Regions from separate parts of the Homo sapiens genome. Here region 2 is linked to region 1. Evidence: chromatin loops called from intact Hi-C (ENCODE). Cell type or tissue: endothelial cell of umbilical vein. All regions are shown on one strand. Each heading gives the region's core, and the rest is flanking DNA. Links, peaks and the distances in the headings are about the cores only.

Region 1 (10,384 bases), core at 1,073-9,072:
CAGGTATTTATTTATTTATTTTATTATTTATTTAGTTATTTATTTTTGAGACGGAGTCTCGCTCTGTCTCCCAGACTGGAGTGCAATGGCGTGGTCTCAGCTCACTGCAACCTCTGCCTCCTGGGTTCAAGCAATTCTCTTGCCTCAACCTCCTGAGTACCCGGGATTACAGGCAACCGCCACCACGTCCGGCTAATTTTTGTGTTTTTAGTAGAGACAGGGGTTTCACCATGTTGGTCAAGCTGTTCTTGAACTCCTGACCTTGTGATCTGCCCGCTTCCGCCTCCCAAAGTGCTGGGATTACAGGCGTGAGCCACCGCGCCCAGCCAGTTATTTATTTTTCACAGTCGTGGAGTCTAAGAAATCTATGATTATGGTGCCGGTAGATTCCGTTTCAGGTGAGGTAAAGATACTCTTACTGGCTTGAAGAAAGGCCACCTTCTCACTGTGTCCTCATACCACAGAGAGAGGGAGAACATTGGTCTCTCTTCCTCTTATTATCAGGGCATTAATCCCATCGTGCTGTCCCACCCTTATGACCTCATCTAAACCTAATTACCTTCCAAAGACCCCACTTCCAGCTACCATCCTATTGGGAGTTAGGACATCAACACATGAACTTTAGGGAGACACAAGCATTTGGTCCAGAACAAAGGCTAAAGAGAATACTATACTTAATATAACATTCATTAATCATAGCATATTGAGGGATAAGAAATATCTTTTGTCAATATTGGCAGTCATGGGAATCAGGAGAACTCTTTCTTATTAGTTCTCTTGTATTGGGTAATCACTTTACTTTTGTAGTCCTCAGCTTCATCCTCTGTAAAGTTGAGGGATGGAGTAAATTACATTAAGGTACTTTTCAACTCTTAACATTTATGGGCTTGGAAAAATTTATATTGACAATTTTTGCTATTTGTCTTAGTCTGGATGTTATTAAACATGTTTAAACATCTTGCAATTTTGAAAGCCATAAATTAGTTACACACACTAAAAGCTCTGAGCTCCTGAGATAAACTACTTCTTGTTTTTTCTTCTCATTTTATTTCTGATTTTGCTTCCTAAAACTTAATCCATATGCTATTTAATCCAAATTTTGCACTACTGTATGTAGATATAAATTATTAATTAAACTTTTTAACCATTCCAATATTTTTCTATTCACTAATAAACATATTTCCAATATCTAATACTTATTTATAAAGGACAAGCATTTCTTTTCCCTTTAAATCATAGCAAGTAATGCTCGTCAGTCTTGACACCCAGAATGTCAGTAAGACTTGCAGAGGCAGCCGTAATGGCAGCTGTCAGCTTCAGAGTAGATGAGAAACAAAATCTGTCACGAGACTTGAAAACTTTAGACATCACCACAGTTAATTTAGCAGCCATGACCAGTATATTAAAAGCCTGTGCTACAATAAAACTCACCTTTGTTTCACCATGAATATATAGGCTAACGGAGATTCAAATCTAGTTTTTTGTTACTTTTGCTAAAGTAACACTCCTTTTGCTATGACACTGTCACTAAGAATGCAGGCTTATTTACAAATTAACATTGTTAGCTTGCACAATTCTTCTTTATGAACATTGTACATTCTTTTTTATGAACTGATGCTGGTGTTTCTTTATTTTGCCAGATAACTTTAACAAGGTGGAAGTTATAGGACATTAGAGCCATGTTCATGCCTATGTCCTATTGTGGCTTATGTAATATAGATATGATTGTTCTCAGGACATTTCAGCTGCCCTTTCATTCTTGGGAAGCTCTTGGCTGAGTGTTTAAATGATTACAATTGAACATAGAGGAAAAACAGATTGTAGAAATACAAACTCTCTGCATGGTCTCTATTGAACCCTTGTAAAATACTCTGATTCCAGAAAAAGATTAGTTAAATTGTAATTTGTGAAATTGTTATAACTTACTTGTTGCTTTTTCCGGAGCTATTTCTTTAATATGGGAGTCTGATCTTAGCAATTTGGGAGACTGAGGTGGAAGGGTCATTTGAGGCCAAAAGTTTGGGACCAGCCTGGGTACCATAGCAAGACTCCAATTCTACAAAAAATAAATGTAGCCAGGCATGTTGCCATGAGCCTGTAGCCCTACCTACTCAGGAAGCAGAAGCAGGAAAACTGCTTGAGCCTAGGAGTTCAAGGCTGCAGTGAGCTATGATCGTGCTACTGTACTCCAGCCTAGGAAACATAGCAAGACCCTATCTAAGAATAAATAAATAAATATTGAAGTCTGAAAACATATACAGATAGAAGTATATTCTGATGTGTGTGTGTGTGTGTGTGTATATACCAATTTATCCTTTTTCCTATGAAATATCTTTCTTTATAAATTTTCAGCTATGTTATTTATTTTAACTTTTCAAAATCAGAAGTATATTCTGATGTGTGTGTGTGTATATATATACATATATATACCAGTTTATCATTTTTCCTATGAAATGTCTTTATACATTTTCAGCTGTGTTATTTATTTTAACTTTTTTAAATTACAACAATTAATAACCCTATTATTAATTTTATCATCTTATAGGCAAGTTTACAGTTTTTCAATGTCACCAGAAGATAACGCTATACTATTACCATGTAAACACATTACACTAGTAGTACAAAAATTTTTTATCGTATGTTAAATATATGAGCTGATATTAAAGAACAATTATCTATATCAAAGATATTCTGTGTTTATGATTTAGAAGATTTAACATAGCTAAGATGACAATATTCCCCACGTTAGTCTATGTATTCACCAACAAATCTATCAAAACTTTAACTGACCTTTTTTTGTATTTTTGCAAAAATTGACAAGCTGATCCTTAAATTTATATGAAAATGCAAGAAATCATAACAGCCAAAACAATAATAAGAAAGAACCAAGTCTGAGGACACTTTTCCTAATTTTAAATCTTACTACATTTCTTAGCTTCAAAACTTACTACAAATCTTCAGTAATCAATTTTGTATTGTACTAGAATTAGATATACATAGACAATAGAATTGAGAAACCAGAAATAAATACTTATATTTATAGTCAATTTATTTTTGACAAGCGTACCTAGACAATTCACTGGAGAAGAATATTTTTTTTTCCAGCAAATGATTCTGGGACAAGTGGAAACCCACATGAGAAAAGTAACAATGTTGGACTCCTATCTAATACTATGTACAAAAACCGACTCAAATAGATAAAGACATAAATATAAGATCTAAAACTATAAAACCCTTTAAGGAAAATATAGGTGTAAATCTTTATGACATTGGATTAGGTAATTGTTTCTTAGGCCTGACCCTAAAAGCACAAGCAACTAAAAAAAAAAAAAAGATCAACTGGGCTTCGTAAAAACTAATGACTATTGCCCTTCAAAGAGCAGTATCAATGAAGTCAAAAGACAATTCATACAATGCAGAAAACATTTGCAAATTTTATGTGAGTCCAGTATATATAATATTTAAAGAAATTGTATATCTCAGTAATAAATAGACTACCCAATTAAAGATACATGAAATATTTGAATACACATTTTCCCAAGATGTACAATAAGTTTATGAAGATATGTTCAACATCATTAACAATTAGATAAATGCAAAACGAAGTCATTATGAAATGCCAATTCACAGCCACTAAAAGAGTTATAATAAAAAAGTTGGTTACCGACAAGTGTTGGCAAAAATGTGGGGAAATAAGAACTCTCTCACATTACTTGTGGGAATTTACATGACCTCATGTGTAGTAAACATAGACACAGATGATAAAAAAGTGATTAGATAGGTGTGTAACACAAGTTAGTATAGACACATATAATTGATTGTTCTGTCTGCTGAGAGAGCCTAGAAGCAACAACACCACAGTAGTAATCAGCACAATTAGTGCCCAGCTCTTGTTTTTTTTTTTAAGACGGAGTCTTGCTCCATCGCCCAGCTGGAGTGCAATGGTGCGGTCTCGGCTCACTGCAACCTCCCCAAGCCAGGTTCAAGGAATTCTCCTGCCTCAGCCTCCTGAGTAGCTGGGATTACAGGCATGTGCCACCACGCTTGGCTAATTTTTGTATTTTTAGTAGAGATGGGGTTTCACCATGTTGGCCAGGCTGGTCTCCAGCTCCTGATCTCAGGTGATCCACCCACCTCGGCCTCCCAAAGTGCAGATCTTGGTTTTAATATTATTCTCTGATAAAAGCAGCCAGAGCATCTTGGATATCTGAAACTCAAAATACATAAGATGATCCTGGACCATCTTACAGTGCCAAAAGGTAAGAAAGTGCCAAACAAAAAAAATGGAGGGATATCCAGGAGGTACAGTAGCTAACAGAAAGAGTCTTTGTAGGCAAATCTAGAATACTATGAACAATTAATAATTAAATAAATTTAAATTGAAGAATAATGAAAACTATAAAATAAATATAAATGGATGTATACTGTTACAAATTAAGTGGTTGAATAAGTAAATAATTAGGGTAAAATAGACAAAGCTCAAGTAGAGAGTTCCAAAAAATGTATTTATATACTCCATCACCAAGGAGGCAGAGCATAGCTTCCCACACCTTACATGCCTATTGTCTAATGAATATAGTATGGAAATTTGGAGGAAAAGCATGACTTCATCCTTTTCCTCCTTTGTTTCCAGGGCAAACAAAGGAAACCTGACACGCCCGACCTCAGCCAGGTCAGAGTTAACACCATCAGTGATGTGTTGATAGTATGTACCCTTGATAGGATGTGATGAGAATGGCCTTTCAGCTCTGTGGTCTTCCTCCTCAAACTACTGCACAAGTCTAATCATGAGAAAAAGTTGAGTAAAATCCACATCGAGAGACATCATACAAAATGTCTGCCTAGTACTACTCAAAACTGTCAAGATCATCAAGTAAAGTAAGTAAAATCTAGAAAACTGTCACAGCCAAAGAGTAGCCTAAAGAGACACGATAACTACATGTAATGTGGTATCTTAGATAAAAAGACATTGTATTAAAAACCCAGGAAATCACAATAAAGTAGGTACTTTAGCTGATAATTGTGAATGAATATAGATACACCAGTTGTGACTAATACACCATAGTAATGTTAACAATAGGAAAATCTGTGTGCCAGGTATATCTAATGTGCTGGGATATGACTGCAATTTTTCTGCAAATATAAATCTATCCTAAAATTAAAAGTTTATTTAAAATACTCAGTAGGAGTAGGATGCAGTAATCCCAGCTAATCAAGAGGCTAAGTTGGGAGGATCACTTGAGCTCAGGAGTTCAAGGCTAGCCTGGGAAACATCATGAGACTTCATATCTAAAACAAAGAAACAAACAAAACTTATTATTAAGGAAATTCATGGTCAAATACAAAACTACAAAATGATAAAAAAATTTGAATAATTACTTCATCAAAGAAGATAAATAGATGGCAAATAAACACAGCAAAAGGTCATCAATCATTAGTTATTAACGCAATAAAAACCATAATGAGATACTTCACACCTTTTAGAATGGCTTGAATTAAAAGCAGACTTACCATATGAAGTGTGAGTGAAAATCTGGGGGTAGCTGGACAACTTATACACTACTAGTGGGACTGTAAAATGTATGAAAACTTCAGAAAACAGTTTGTGATAGCCTAAAAAGTTAAATATGTACCTCTCAGTTGATCCAGCTATTTCACTCCTAAGTATTTACCCAGAAGAAAGTAAAGCATAGGCCCATAACAAAATGTGTCCATGAATATTCAAATTGGCTATATTTTTAATGGTCGTAACTTAGAAGAAACAACTTAGATGCCTATGAATAGTTGAGTGGATAAACAGATAGAGGTATATACGCATGACTGGATACTACTTGACGCCAAGGGATAAACTATTGATACATGAAACAGCATCTATAAACAATTATAGTAAATGAAAGAAGCCATACCAAAAAATATATATTGTATGATTTCATTTATACAAAAACTCACAAAAATCCAAACTATTCTATAGTAACAGAAGCTCCATCTGTGTTTGCCTGAGGAGGAGAGGTAGGAAAAAAGTGGAAAGAAAGAATTAAGAGGACTAAGAGAAACATTTTGGAGTGATGAGAATTTGCTTACAGTCTTGACTTTAGTCGTGGTTTCAAGGATGTGTACAAAGGTCACAACCCATCATGTTGTGCATTTTTAATATGTGTAGTTTGTTGTATGTAAATTATACCTCAATCAAACTTTAGAAATGCTTTTACAATAACACTTAGCAGTCTCTATGCATCTCAAATCCATATAGATGTTACTCCTTTTGGGTATATATGTAGAATTTGATTCCAAGTAGTTAGGTTGAATATCAAGACATGCTAGGAAGAAATAATTCCCACGTATTTCTGTCTCGCATATTCATTTCTTAGTGTAATTACATTAAGAGATCTGGTTCTCTTACCAACAGAGAAATCAAGATAAATAAAAACATTTTTCTTCTTCTAAATTTTCTTTAGAATAATTTCCTGTGTTGATCTCTTGGTTTCCTAGAGACTGTCAAAATGAAACAGATTCTAAGAAAGTTAAATAAAGACTTCTTTTTATATCTTAAAGAATAAGCAGTCTCTCAGGCATATACGTTTTAGTGACAAGTAAAGTCAGCAATTATCCTTAGAAAAAATTAGTTAAAATATTCTTCAAATTACAATGCTAGTAGAGAGTGAGATTATTTAAAACTTTTATTAATATAAACATTTCTTCAATCATTATCAATTTCTCCTTAAAAAGGTGTTTGTTGAAAAGTTGATTTACTTAACTTCACTGTATATAAAAATATAAAGTGATACAGAAATGTTGGTAATAGATTTTTACAGAATTATTTCTGTATTTATATATTTTTTTATTTTGCTGAAGTATGAATACTTACAGTAAACTCTAGAGATGTTATACAGTTCCATGGGAGTTTTCAAAAGCATAAGGCAAACTACATACATCTCTACCAAGATACAAAACATTTCTATTATCCCAGAAACTTCCTTCATGTCCCTTTCCAGTCAATCCCCTCGAAGCCTAGAGACCGTCACTTTCCTCCAATTTTGTCAGACATTAATTATTCTTGAATAACAGATTAATTTTTATTAATATCTTAGACATTCAAAGTTATGAAAATGCAATTTCTCCTAGTAAATCTGTTGAGTTATTTTCTTCCTTGGTCAGTCCTGTCTTACTGTGTCTTTATCATGAATATGAAATATGAAATTGCAGAAGCAATGAATAGAAAAAATATTTAAGCTTATAATTTGTAATGTCAACCTCTGAATTTAAAGATAAGTGAAAGATGATTGAAAATAGTTTTATTTACTAAGAATAATCTAAGCATGAAAAACAATAAGCACATGAGTGCTCCCGTCTGAAAGCTTCTACTTCTTTATGCCTAAAAAGGAAGGTATAATTTTGAAATATAATGATATATGAAATTTGAAATTTTGAAAAAGCACAAGAAAAATGGGCTGGAAATAAAATCCAGTAGCTCATTTTAGAGTAATGAAAAAGTTTTGTAGAAACAAAAAGAAAAGCTAATGCGTACAGAAATTTCATATTAATTTGCTACACCTATGAAAGAAATAGACTTTTAGGTCTTCTGTACCTGTTTGTATGTAAGTGTGGTTTTTTGTTTGTTGGTTTTGTTTTTTACATAATCTTAGAGTAGTTGTTTAGCTCTGGACTTGAGAGTTACCGCGCTAGATTTCTGATGCAAAAACTTGAAATCCTCAAAGGGATAGATCTATCTCAGAGCCTACCAAACTCTTTAAAATTTGCATATATGGGAAGATGTCTAAAATAAACTGTCGCTACAATTACAATTTTCTTTAATATTTCTAATACAAATAAGAGATGCTATGTTGTGTAATAACAAAATATTTTATATCCTTGATATTACTCTGCTACAAAAAGATAAGTTATATCAACTCAGAAAGAAAAATTTGTAGACCACTATAGGAAATATGTTTAATATTTTCAAGGGTGTAGTCTATATTCAATTCAGACATTTTAAAAGGCCAAAACTATTTTATTATGTTTCTTTCAAAGTTATGACTCATGATAAGTGTAAAGAAGCCTTCATAGAGATACTTTCTCTTTCTGTTTTGGCTGGGATATCAAAGGAGCTAGAGATTGGAAAGCTAGTTTTACCCCGTCAGTGATCACCTAGTAAAGACAGTAGACAGTAGAGTGAGGATTTGTTTGGGAAAACTTTTCCATGTGTTCTCTGTTCCTAAAGCCCTACTGCCACAGGGAGAAAAGAAGGCACCTTTCCCTTTCATCAGATGAAAGTATCTTCAAGCAAAATACTTACTTCCTGGAATTTTTAGTTGATAACAGAGAAAAATGGCTGTATTGTAAACCAACTGCAGTATAAAACCTGTAAGATTTATTTTGGCAAAATGTACCTGTGACAGGAAGTAGATTCATGTTAGACTTACACATAGCTAGAAAATTACTTAGAGTAATGGTTCTCAAAGTGTGGTCTGTGAACCAGCAGCAGCAGCATCCACTGGGACCTTGTTATTCATGCAAATTATTGGGCCCTAACCCAGATGATTGAATCAGAAGCTTGTGATTCGCAAGCACTCCAGGTGATTTTGATGCCTGCTGATGTGAGAGAGGTGGTGCTGGTGGAGAGAGAGTCTGTGTGAAGAGGATGACTTATGGCCTGAGGCAGAGAGAGGAGTCCACAGCCAGCACCTAGAATATGGATGTCAGAAATCCACAATTGTAAGTTCCCTCAGAGAGGGATCCAGGACTGATAGATCCAGCCAGTTGTGACTTCTTCATCTCCTAAGGGAATGAACTCTAGATTCCAGTTGCTCTGGATTTGCAAAAGTGTTCACATTCCCTAATGCAGGGCCCCTCAGCCTGACTCAGGATCTTGGTAATGGACATGATTTTTTTTTTTTTTTTTTTTTTTTTTTTTTGCTGAATACCTATTAAAACCAAGGCCCTGAGGCACTTTATAAAATACCTAAGCCTGATAAGTTAAAATTGAAAGTGTGGGTAAAGTTCTGTGAATTCTGATACACAAAGAGGTATGAGAGGTACTGGACTAGTGAGAATCTGAGGAGGCAAAAATATAAACAAAAGAAGAATTCCAGCTTCTTCCATCCTATCTCCACTGCATGCATCTAAGCCTGAAAACTCCATAAAAGGATCAGGTAGAAGGTAGAAAAAGAAAGAAGTTTTCCTGAACAGGACTTTTAAACTACTAACTCCATTAATATTTCAATCCACTCAACAAATATTCATTGAGTACCTACTTTGTCATATGTACCCTTGGTCAGGTTCTAGCCCACACTGAGGTCCATGGGAAGTTGTTGGGCAGGTGGCGGGTAGCTGGAAAAACACCCAAGAAATCATAGGCAGTTGCAACATGGCTTTTTTCTCTCTCCAGTTGCAAGGCTTTGTCTTGGCTGCCCGCTCCAGCCACAGGCCCTCTCAGCACAGCACCATGGTTTCTGTTCATCCCCACACCTGCAGCTGTGTTCCCTGATGTGCTCGCCATTTCCTGGCTCTCCCCATCTGCCTGCAAGGTGGCCAGCTCCATTAGGCACATGCCCTCTCACAGTATCGGTGATACGTTTATGTAACTTACAGACAATAGTGACTCAAAGCCAGGTATGAGTTCACACAAACAGGTCACATAATGCATGGGATTGTGCACCTGCACTCCAAACCTGCTGTGTCATGCTGTACTGAATGTTTATTTCAACCTATTCTTGACTGAAGCACATTCATTTTCCTTACACTCCACCCCTTAGGCTGAGGGAGTTCTTTTAGTTGGGAGATGCGCCCACAGGGTAGAACACTGAAACCATAGGCCATAACAGCCATACAGAAAGCAACAACTTCAGGCTATGGTGGGCAACCACCCCATGGTGACATTACCCTAATGTTGCTCTATACATCGTGGTACCTGTGGTGGGAGCACCAGGTGTGTTTCTATCAGCCAGACCTACCCATCGTAAATTCTATGGGTCAGCCAGGGGGCAGGTATGCTATTAGTTCTGTGGCATTCTCTATTCAACCCTTGGCATGTTGCATTCCAGGCATTAGCCAAGGGACTTCAAGTCTCTAGCCATGTCCAGTTCTTCATAGAATGTGGATGTATGTGCCAGGACACACACAGACAATACATATGTTCCCTGGAAGAGGGTTCTTTTTCTGGCCATTCCTCTACTAATGGTTAATCGTGGAGGGCATACATTTAATACCCAAGGAGTGACATGTAAATTATACTGCAGGTCCTCCCCCCAGGGAGTTACAATGGCTAACCACCTGCAATGGGGGGTAGGAGGCTTGGAAGGTCCATGGCTGAAGCCAGATTTTTTGTTCTCCTACCTTTATGGCATTAGGGCAAGCAAGAACAAATTGCTGTTTGTTCCCATACCTG
Region 2 (10,384 bases), core at 957-8,956, 73 kb after region 1:
CCTTTTTTATTTTTTATTTTATTTTTTCTTTTTTGAGATGGAGTCTCGCTCTCTCGCCAGGTTGGAGTGTAGTGGCGCTATCTCAGCACTGCAACCACCACCTCCTGGGTTCAAGCAATTCTCCTGCCTCAGCCTCCTGAGTAGCTGAGATTATAGGCATGCACCACCATGCCTGGTTAATTTTTATATTTTTAGTAGAAACGAGGTTTCACCATGTTGGTCAGGCTGGTCTCGAACTTCTGACCTTGTGATCTGCCCGCCTCGGCCTCCCAAAGTGTTGGGATTACAGAGGTGAGCCACTGCAAATAGTGTCTTAATCTCCTTCTAAAAATAACTACTCTACCACCATTGGAGGGTGGGAGAAGAATAGAGAACTTCTTAAGAACATGTAAAATTAAGGAGATAATCACCACCATGGATTTCGCCCCTGCATTTCCTGATGCATGCAGATTTGTTTTATCTCCCTTTGCGCCTTTCAATAACTGACCAAAAATGACCTCTGATTATCAAATTCTCTGTTCCTGTCTTGTTTCTCCTAATAAATGATAACCTATGCTAATGTGACAGCCATAGAAGTACCCCACTCAGATCTCTCTCCATGAGCACCTTGGCAAAGAGCACAGTTAGATGAGAGCCTCCATTCACTGGGCCTTGGCACTTGCTGTGGTATTTACTCCAAAGCCACATTCTACCTGGGCCTCTCCTGGCTATTGGCTAGGCGTGGAAGTCCTATTAGATTAAGACCATTTCTTCTTGATGAAGAACTCCTCTAATCTCAACTTTGCTCGAGATCCTCATCGGTCTGGCTAAGTTCATCAGACAAAACTTCATGTTCTCTCCCTCTTTGTACACTTCTCAGGCCTGCATTGCAGAATGAAAACTCTTCCTCTCACTGCTGCTGCTGCCCACCTTTCTAACTTCACAAGTGTTTCCCCTAATACATCTTTTATATGTCTAATTTTCTTTTATTTATTTTTATTCCTTTATTTTTTCTAATTTTTAATGTTTTGAGATGGAGTCTCACTCTTGACCCCCAGGCTGGAGTGCAATGGTGCAATCTCAGCTCACTGCAACCTCCGCCTCCTGGGTTCAAGCAATTCTCCTGCCTCAGCCTCCTGAGTAGCTGGGATTACAGACACCCACCACCAAGCCTGGCTAATTTTTGTATTGTTAGTAGAGACAGGGTTTCAACATGTTGTCCAGGCTGGTTTCAAACTCCTGACCTCAGGTGATCCATCTACCTTGACCTCCCAAGGTGTTGGGATTGCAGGTGTGAGCCACCATGCCCAGCCCATGTCTAATTTTAATGACTTGAACTGACACAAATGATGAATCAGTATACAAAATAGAGATAAAAATAGAGTAGTGTATCACCCTGGCTAATTCACATGCATGTATAATAATGAGAGAGAATGGCCAAAAGACTCATCGTTCAAATCTACCATGCAATACAAAAACACCCCACGATGTTTCATCAGATTTTTAAATGGGAAGGTCCGTCCCAATGCTGCCTGGCAGGTGATGGTGAAAAGAAATATCAAACCGGTTCAATTCACACAACATTCAGTTCACCTGTCAGTGAAGACAACCGGAAAATACCAGTCACAGTTCAAGATTAGCAAACCACATAGAATATTCTGTTCTTCTTCCCGACTCATCATTGGAAGTGTAGAGAGGCTGAGTAATCATTCATCACATTTCTGTAGGAGTAATTTTGGCACCCGAGATTTGAGTATGGATTATGTGACCTTTACTGTGACTTCCAAATCTTGGAACATCTTTCACTGACTCTATTTTTAAATTGTAAGTAATGTAATATTTGCTTCACAATATATCATTGGACTTCAAAAAATGTTTGCATTAAGTTTATGTAATGTAATATTGTTTCCATTCAAGTGAAGAAAACAGTCTTATTGAGGAAGTGTGTGTGTGTCAGGCTCTGTACTTTACATGTCTGATTGATTTTGAACCTTACAACAATGTAACCGAATAGGTAAAATTATCTTAAGAGTAATCCTATAAATTTTAATAACTAACAGTTCCATATAGAAAAGACAGTAATATCCAGAGTAAGAGATAATATATATCTTATTTTTAATTTCTTAAATGACAGAAATATGACTACATAAATTTTATTTTAATATATTTAGTAAAGTTAAGAATTGGGACAAAATTTTAAGCATTAGAAGCCTATCTGCTTGTCTTCTCATAAAACATTTGAGCTTCTTTAGTCTGTTAGTTATTAAATTGGGGTAAATAATTCTTTTAAGGGTTATGTAGTAAAATTTAAACCATTCTCCCTAACTAAATATCAACTAAATATGTTTCTACAAACATATTTTGCTAATGTTGAACATATATATATATGTATTTTTTTTTTTTTTGAGACAGAGTCTTGCTCTGTCGGCCAGGCTGGAGTGCAGTGGCACGATCTCGGCTCACTGCAACCTTCGCTTCCCAGGCTCAAGCAATTCTCCTGCCTCAGCTTCCCGAGTAGTTGGAATTACAGGCATGTGCCACCACACCTGGCTAATTTTTGTATTTTTAGTAGAGATGGGGTTTCACCATGTTGGCCAGGCTGGTCTCGTACTCCTGACCTCAGGTAATCTGCCCGCCTTGGCCTCCCAAAGTGCTGGGATTACAGATATAAGCCACTGCACCTGGCCTCTTTGAAACTATATTAATTCAAAAATTCATACATTACGAAACAAATAATTTAAAATAAGGCAAAAATGATACTCTGATTTTGAAGCTACCTGAAAAATACAGAATACAGGGTTTGGAAGCGTATGGATTTGCCATGGGATAGCAAGCATTAAGAAAACAGTGCTTATTTTGGAATGAATTTAAATTGGGCAGGATAAATCTGACTATAAACTTTTCTTTGTGTGCAAAGCAAAATGCAAACATTTGTAAAATCTCAGTTGCCAAAGGGTGAAAATAAATATAGGTTACTTATTAAAACATTTTAAAGTTATAGGACAGTATAATATAATGAAGTATGTTTTTAACAGAACTGATAAATAGTAAATGTAAAAATCAGTACATTCTATTTTAGGGATTTAAAATAAATGTATTTTCCACACTATTGGAAATTATAAGACAAGGAAGACAACAGGATAGAATTTTCAGGTTAACAAACATAATATGTCAGGGCATAGAGGAACGGGCATCGGCTTTATACTGTTGGACTTGAAGCTTACCCACTCACTATTCAACCTTTATGACCTCCTTGTGCTGCAGACTAATTGGGAGTCTAAACACATGTGACAGGCTTCAGGTAACAGGACAATCAAAGCAATGAGAGGGATTTAAAAAAAAATTCAGTGTTATAAAAATATGTGTTCCTACTGGGACATCAAATGTAATTAGTGCTTCTTACACTTATTTTATGGGTTAATTATTTTATTTTGTTTTTAAATTTTTTTAGGGATGAGGTCTTGCTATGTTGCACAGGCTGATCTCAAACTCCTGGCTTAAAGTGATCCTCCTGCCTCAGCCTCTCAAATAGCTGGGATTACAGGCAGGAGCCACCACGACTGGCTTCTTTTTAATATTTTGATTCCACATGGTATGTGGAAGTTTACACAGTAATTCTTCCACTGCTTAGAGATTCTAAACATCTTAATTATTTTATGTGATCTTCAGTGACCTAATTTTTAAAATTGAGAAAATAACATCTTCCTTGCGTATTTGAAATAATAACTAGGTAACCTATTTAATTTGCAGTATTTGGCCTATAGTGTATACATAACAATTTATACTTTCCCAAATCTCTTGGACTACAAAAAATTATGTAGAATATTTAATGAGAGTTGATAGACATTGACTATTCAATAAATCAAAGGTCTGGTTCAAATCATAGTTTCAGATAGCGTTGTTTTAGAGTTTAATAGCAACATCCATCCTTCTCTCTGACGTTCAGAATTCATTGAGCAACAGCTGGCAATTAGCCTTATGGGTATTAATTTTTAATTTATGACTACAAACATCTGTTTGCAGGACATGGCTTACCTGCATAACAACTTTGTGTACTGCAGTATACTGCCACGAAATTGAAATGAGCTGCCAAACTGTGCTTATCCTTTTGGAAGACTAGGACCACCTTCTTCTGGGAGCTTATCAATGGGAAATTAGAGAAAATTTTCCTCATGCAGATAGATCAGATGAGACAGGGAGGGAGGGAGAGACAGACAGAGAGAGATATATATATATATAGAGAGAGAGAGAGAGAATTACTAAATTAGAACAAGCTCTTTAGGTGAAAAGAAGTCATCATCAGTCCTGTTGGATTTCACAATGGCTTTAAAAATATGCTTGTTTTGGGAAGCAAATATTGCATAATTGTATGAATCCTTGCTTGGAGAATTAGCAATATGATATGACTTCTAATAATTTCCTTATGTAATTTTTTGCTAACGGTTGGCATTATTATATTAATTTTATGCCAATTTCAGTCACTATAATTCAACTCAATATAATGTGAACTGGAAAGCAAGGGATAATACTCAAAAGTAATAATCCTTTCCCCTTGAGTGAATCACTGTACTTTGTGACATTTGGATTGTGTACAGAATTCGTCAGTTTTAATCTCTTCAAATTTATTCTAGAAATTTGTTCAGGAATTTTAATCTCAAAGACAGGACTTCGAGATTTTCTTCTTTAGAAGAGGAAATGCGCTTTATTATAAACGACTTATTTCAGCTTTTAACTGTAGCAAGATATCTTGTTTGAATTTAATTTAAAGTCAAATAATGTCTTGGCATTATTTTTACACTGAAGAGTATCATTTATTGCTTGTTAAACCTGAAAGGAGGATTCAAAATTCTCTGAAATCCAACCAGTCTTTTTGTCTTACAAATGACTAAACAATTGAGAAACGTTGACTTGCAAATGATCACATAACGGCAGCTGTATGGCAACAGATCTGATTTCTGACTCAGGGCAGTGCAATTTCTCCCATTGTCTTCCTTTTTCTTCCCTTCCTGTTATTCAGACAGTTATGTGTATGTGCAACGCTGTGCTGCAATGCTTGGCTCATTTTCGTACATCAGATTTGCATGGAATAGAAGGACACAGTTCATTTTCACTGCATTCAACCTTCAAAAGGAAAATGAAAATGCTAGATAATAAGCAGAATTTTCTGGTAGCATAGACTTAACGGGAGCTATCAAATAAACCTATCGTGGAAATTACTCTGTTTTCTTATCATTAGCTTCCGCCTTCAACTTACCACGCTCCCTGTCATTAAAGTGGTCAGCCTGGAACACAGTAGTGAACTTCTGGTAAAGTAATTAAAGGAGTTATTTCACTCTTTGTGTGTAAGTCCCAGCTCACTACAAGTTAAGCTTCACGTCTATGTGGTCTAATTGACCTTGTACACGAACTTATTTGCGGTTTGGGAACAAATGCTCACGTGATGGCAATATATTATTTAGAGAATAATATTTACTGAGACTTTAATTTCTCTATATAAAAGAGGAGGGGAAACATAACTTTGGGGACTTTAATTTCTCTATATATCAAGGTGTTAAAGATGCATTGATGTTCATTTGCTAAGATTTACAGTGCAGTAGATTATGGCCATTTGAGAGGAACCATATCATTTAGGCTATGCTCTCACAAATTGCACAGTCCATAAAAACAATTGATGAAGTAACTCAGCTCCATTTGATTAGAAAAAGGACAAAAATGATGTGGCTATTTATTTTCCTGGTGTACCGTTTGAAGAATAATTTTAAATAAACTTAAGTTTTGTCTAGATAGAAATCAGGCGCTTCATAGGCCAAGATCAGTATGATATTAAGAAAGATAGTAAGGGTGGGGCGCAGTGGCTCATATGACATGAAGAAAGATATTAAGGGTGGGGGGCGGTGGCTCACGCTGTAATCCCAGCACTTTGGGAGGCCGAGGTGGGTGGATAACTTGAGGTCAGAAGTTCAACACCAGCCTGGCCAACATGGCGAAATCCCATCTTTACCCCAAGTACAAATATTAGCCTGGCGTGGTGGGGTGCGCCTGTAGTCCCAGTACTCCGGAGGCTGAGGCAGGAGAATCACTGGAACCCAGGAGGCAGAGACTGCAGTGAGCCGAGATCATGCCAGTGCACTATAGTCTGGGCAACAGAGAGAGATTCCATCTCTGAAGGCAGGCAGGCAGGAAAGGAGGGAGGGAGGGAGGAAATACACCTCTTACATTTCTCCTTAGAGACATCAATATCTCTACCCTTAAAAAATGGCTTTTATACTCACTGAATTAAGAGAAAACAAAAAATCAAAACAAAAATAAGCGAATTTATCAAATTACCCTCCCCAAATGTCACTCTCAAGTAGGAAGACATTTTGTACAACTTGGTGATAGTCAAGACATTAAGAAGTTCTCTGGCGTTAAGAAGGAAACCTTTGCACAAGTGGCACATATATTTAGAAAAACAATCATTTGAGTCTCTCTCTTTCATGAATTTAGTATAAGAGTATGTTTGGAAAATTTCCTTAGTTGTCGAGTGATGCACATTTCCAGTTTTTTGTTTTAAATAAATCCAGGAGTTAAAGCTAGGATAAAAGTCTAGCCAATTAATCTAGTGAAGAACAAAGAATTTCTTATTTCCCCAGGTAGTCTGACTCTGATCACCGGAAATAAAGTTCTATACTGAAATTGAGGAGCAATAAACCAACAAGTAAGGAGAGATTACTTTACATAGCCATCTCCTGAATATAGATACTCTACTTGAAATTTCTGTGGATTAGTGGGTGACTGATACAAGACACATAATATGTGTTGATGCATCAATCCCAAACACTAAACCTTTCTCATCTTTTGAAACTCAGCTCATAATTTCAATTAAGAACACTTAAGATTTGTGACACATAATCTGGTAAAGCAGTTCTCCAGTTGGTGGCACTCATAGATCTCTAGGCAATCACTAGAGAGTCTTTTGGGGGCAAACAGATCTGTCAAAATAAAATGTAAATTTTTTTTTCTGTGCATTTTCCTAGGAAAAAAATTAAGGCTGCATTAGAGCATCAACATAGTTTGTGATTCCCCACCTTGAAACAAGAACATTTATCTACAAACAACAAACATAAACAGAATCCACTGTCAAATAGAATCCGCAAAGGTGTTTGGTGAGTGAGTACCTCTTGAATCACTCATTAAGGCTGTTAACGCTTAATGCTTGCAGTCTTCAGGCCTTCCATTCAACAAATGATCCCTCAGTGAGCCAAATGCTTTCAAGGTAATGTACACTTTGGGGAGCATAGTGAGGAATCAGAATCACCATTGCCAATCAATCCACAGATTAGTAATAGTGATACTAGTTGCAGTGGTTTGTGTACTTAACAACTTAAAAACTGTTTAATATGTAAAATCTCAAGGTCACTTAAATATACTTATGGCATATACTGAAACAATATACACTCAGAGGTTATATCATTAAACCATATAATAGCTGGAACTAGTAGTGTGACCTCTGAAACTTGGTTTCTTCATCTTTAAGACAGAGAAAATAATACATTTCCAAAGGATACATGGTAACTAAATTAGAAAATCAAGATAATTTGTCTGTAATGTTCTCAGCACAAAGTTTTAACAGAAATAAAACATTACAATGTTAATCTTAATATTTTGGAATACAATTTGTTCTATAATTAAAAGTAATCATCCTATTATGCACAGTTTTTAAATGATTTAATTTTAATAAATGGATAGGCTGAGTTTATAATATTTCCATTTTAAGATTGCACCTGAACTGTATTATGAAATTTGAAATATGAATTTCTAAGAGAGAAATTACATCGTCTTACTATAAATTACTTGGTTTAAGGGAAGTCCCAGTTATTTTTCTCTTTGATAATGTTCTTTATTGGTTGACAATAAAAGTGAGTATAGATACAGAGATCCAAGAAGGTGAGGAAGCTATGAGAATGGTCTGCATTCAAGAATTAATTTACTTGAAAATAAGAAACAAAGATAATTAGAATGATTTAGAATTCTATTAATATTTTGTTACTGGTAAAAGGTTAAGTATTTGTAGTAAACTTCTCATACATAAATCAATGCAAACACTTCACAAGACATACATTATGAGAAAGCTATTATTTTGTGACAAAAGATATGGTTCTCTTCTTCTCTAAGAACGTAATCACTAATATCACATGTATTTAAAAAGTAAAGTACTTTCTGACTCTTAATTATCTTAGTCAAAAAACTGAATCTTCTTCAACATAAAGACATACACACATGCACATCCAGACACACCTTTCTTGCACTGTAATTTTCACTAAAGATGCTTCATAAAACATATATGTTTTCAAGAATATACTTCAATAATGTGCCATATAGAAAAACAAGATTAAAGAAAATTTTATTCATGAGAGCTTATAAAATGAATGGTGTAATTTGAACTCATGGAAACAGACAGTAGAATGACAGTTATCAGGTATTGAGAGAAAGAGGATGGGGAGATATTGCTCAAGGGATACAAAATTTCCATTTCATAAAAGGGATAAATTTAAGAGCTCTATTGTACAACATAGTGTATATAGTTAAAAACAATGTGTTGCATTGCCAAAAATTGCTTAAAAATTAGATTTTAAGTATTATCACCACAAAAATAAGTATATGAGGTAATGCATCTGTTAGCTCAATTTAGTCATTCCACATTGTAAACATATTTCAAAACATCAGGTTGTGCACAATAAACGTATATGTATCAGAGGAACCCACCCCCAATATTTCAACATAGGTTCTTTCTGTTTTCCCTAAGTGTCAGCCAGCTGAGAAATAAAGAGAAAGAGTACTAAGAGGAATTTTACAGCTGGGCCTCCAGGGGTGACATCACATATGGGTAGGACTGTGATGCCCACATGAGCCGCAAAACCAGCAGGGTTTTATTAAAGACTTCAAAAGGGGAGGGGGTGTACGAACAGGGAGTAGGTCACAAAGATCACATGCTTCAAAGGGCAAAAAGGAGAACAAAGATCACCTGCTTCTGAGGCCAATAAAGATCACAAGGCAAAGGGCAAAGCAAAGATCACAAGGCAAAGGGTGAAACCAAAAACTCCTGAAAAGGGTCTATGTTCATCTGTGCACGTATTGTCTTGAAAACCATTTTAAACAACAGAAAACAGGGTTCAAGAGCAGAGAACTGGTCTGACCTCAAATTTACCAGGGTGGGGTTTCTTCCCCACCCTAATAAGTCTGAGGGTACTGCAGGAGACCAGGGCATATTTCAGTCCTTATCTCAACTGCATAAGACAGACACTCCCAGAGTGGCCATTTATAAACCTACCCCCAGGAATGCATTCCTTTCCCAGGGTCTTAATTCTTAATATTCCTTGCTAGGAAAAGAATTCAGCAATATCTTCCCTACTTGCACATCAATTTCTAGGCTCTCTGCAAGAAGAAAAATACGGCTCTATTCTGCCTGACCCCACAAACAATCAGACCCTATGATTGTCTTCCCTTGTTCCCTGAAAATTGCTGTTATTCTGTTCTTTTTCAATGTGCACTGATTTCATATTGTTCAAACACACATGTTTTACACTCAATTTGTACAATAGCGGTCCTGAGGTGACGTACATTCTCAGCTTATGAAGATAACAGGATTAAGAGATTAAAGTAAAGACAGGCATAAGAAATTATAAGAGTATTATTTGGGAACTGATAAATGTCCACGAAATCTTCACAGTTTATCTTCAGAGATTGCAGTAAAGACAGGCATAAGAAATTATAAAAGTATTAATTTTGGGGACTGATAAATGTCCATGAAGTCTTCACAATTTATGTTCCTCTGCCACAGCTCCAGCCGGTCCCTCTGTTTGGGGTGCCTGACTTCCCGCAACATATATGATTTTTATTTGTCAATTAAAAATATTTTTTAAAAAAGAGAGAGAAGGCTGGGTACGGTGGCTCATGCCTGTCATCCTAGCACTTTGGGAGGCTGAGGTGGGTGGATCACCTGAGATCAGAAGTTCAAGACCAGCCTGGCCAACATGGTGAAACCCAGTCTCTACTAAAAATACAAAAAAAAAAATTTGCTGGGTGTGGTGGCAGGCTCCTGTAATCCCAGCTACTCATTTGAGGCAGGAGAATCACTTGAACCTGAGAGGCAGAGGTTGCAGTGAGCCTACATCATGCCACTGCACTCCAGCCTGGGCAACAGAGTGAGACTCTGTCTCAAAATAAAATAAAATAAAATAAAATATCAAGTTACCTTCTCCATTGAAAATTTATCAGAGCTTCCAGAAACAACAGAATGTGAGGGAAAAGGGACACTGGACGTAAGTGCAGCAAAACCTCTATAATCTGTGGATCTCCAGAACAACTCCAATAAAAGAATCCTAGTTTCCACCCTCAGAAGCAGTAAAGGAAGTTTAGGTGGAAT

The links. Hi-C counts contacts between places; a loop is a spot of excess contacts. Peaks named below come from ENCODE experiments on the same cell type or tissue, not always from the same donor. Only the 100,000 strongest peaks of a DNase experiment are listed, where the experiment ranks them.
Region 2: a loop joins it to region 1, with 4 times the contacts of the local background. A loop is called at or near these places in 2 of 110 quality-filtered maps.

The regions. Positions count from the first base shown.
Region 1 is chr18:67,299,946-67,310,329 of GRCh38, reverse strand. No RefSeq gene overlaps it. Among named protein-coding and RNA genes, the nearest start is that of DSEL-AS1, 210 kb to the left of the region's middle. RefSeq lists a silencer at 9,531-9,731. In endothelial cell of umbilical vein, for the core only: no CTCF peak of the experiment used is centred there; a DNase peak (open chromatin) is centred at 4,679.
Region 2 is chr18:67,227,136-67,237,519 of GRCh38, reverse strand. No RefSeq gene overlaps it. Among named protein-coding and RNA genes, the nearest start is that of MIR5011, 150 kb to the right of the region's middle. In endothelial cell of umbilical vein, for the core only: no CTCF peak of the experiment used is centred there; a DNase peak (open chromatin) is centred at 4,969; H3K27ac peaks cover 1,882 bases.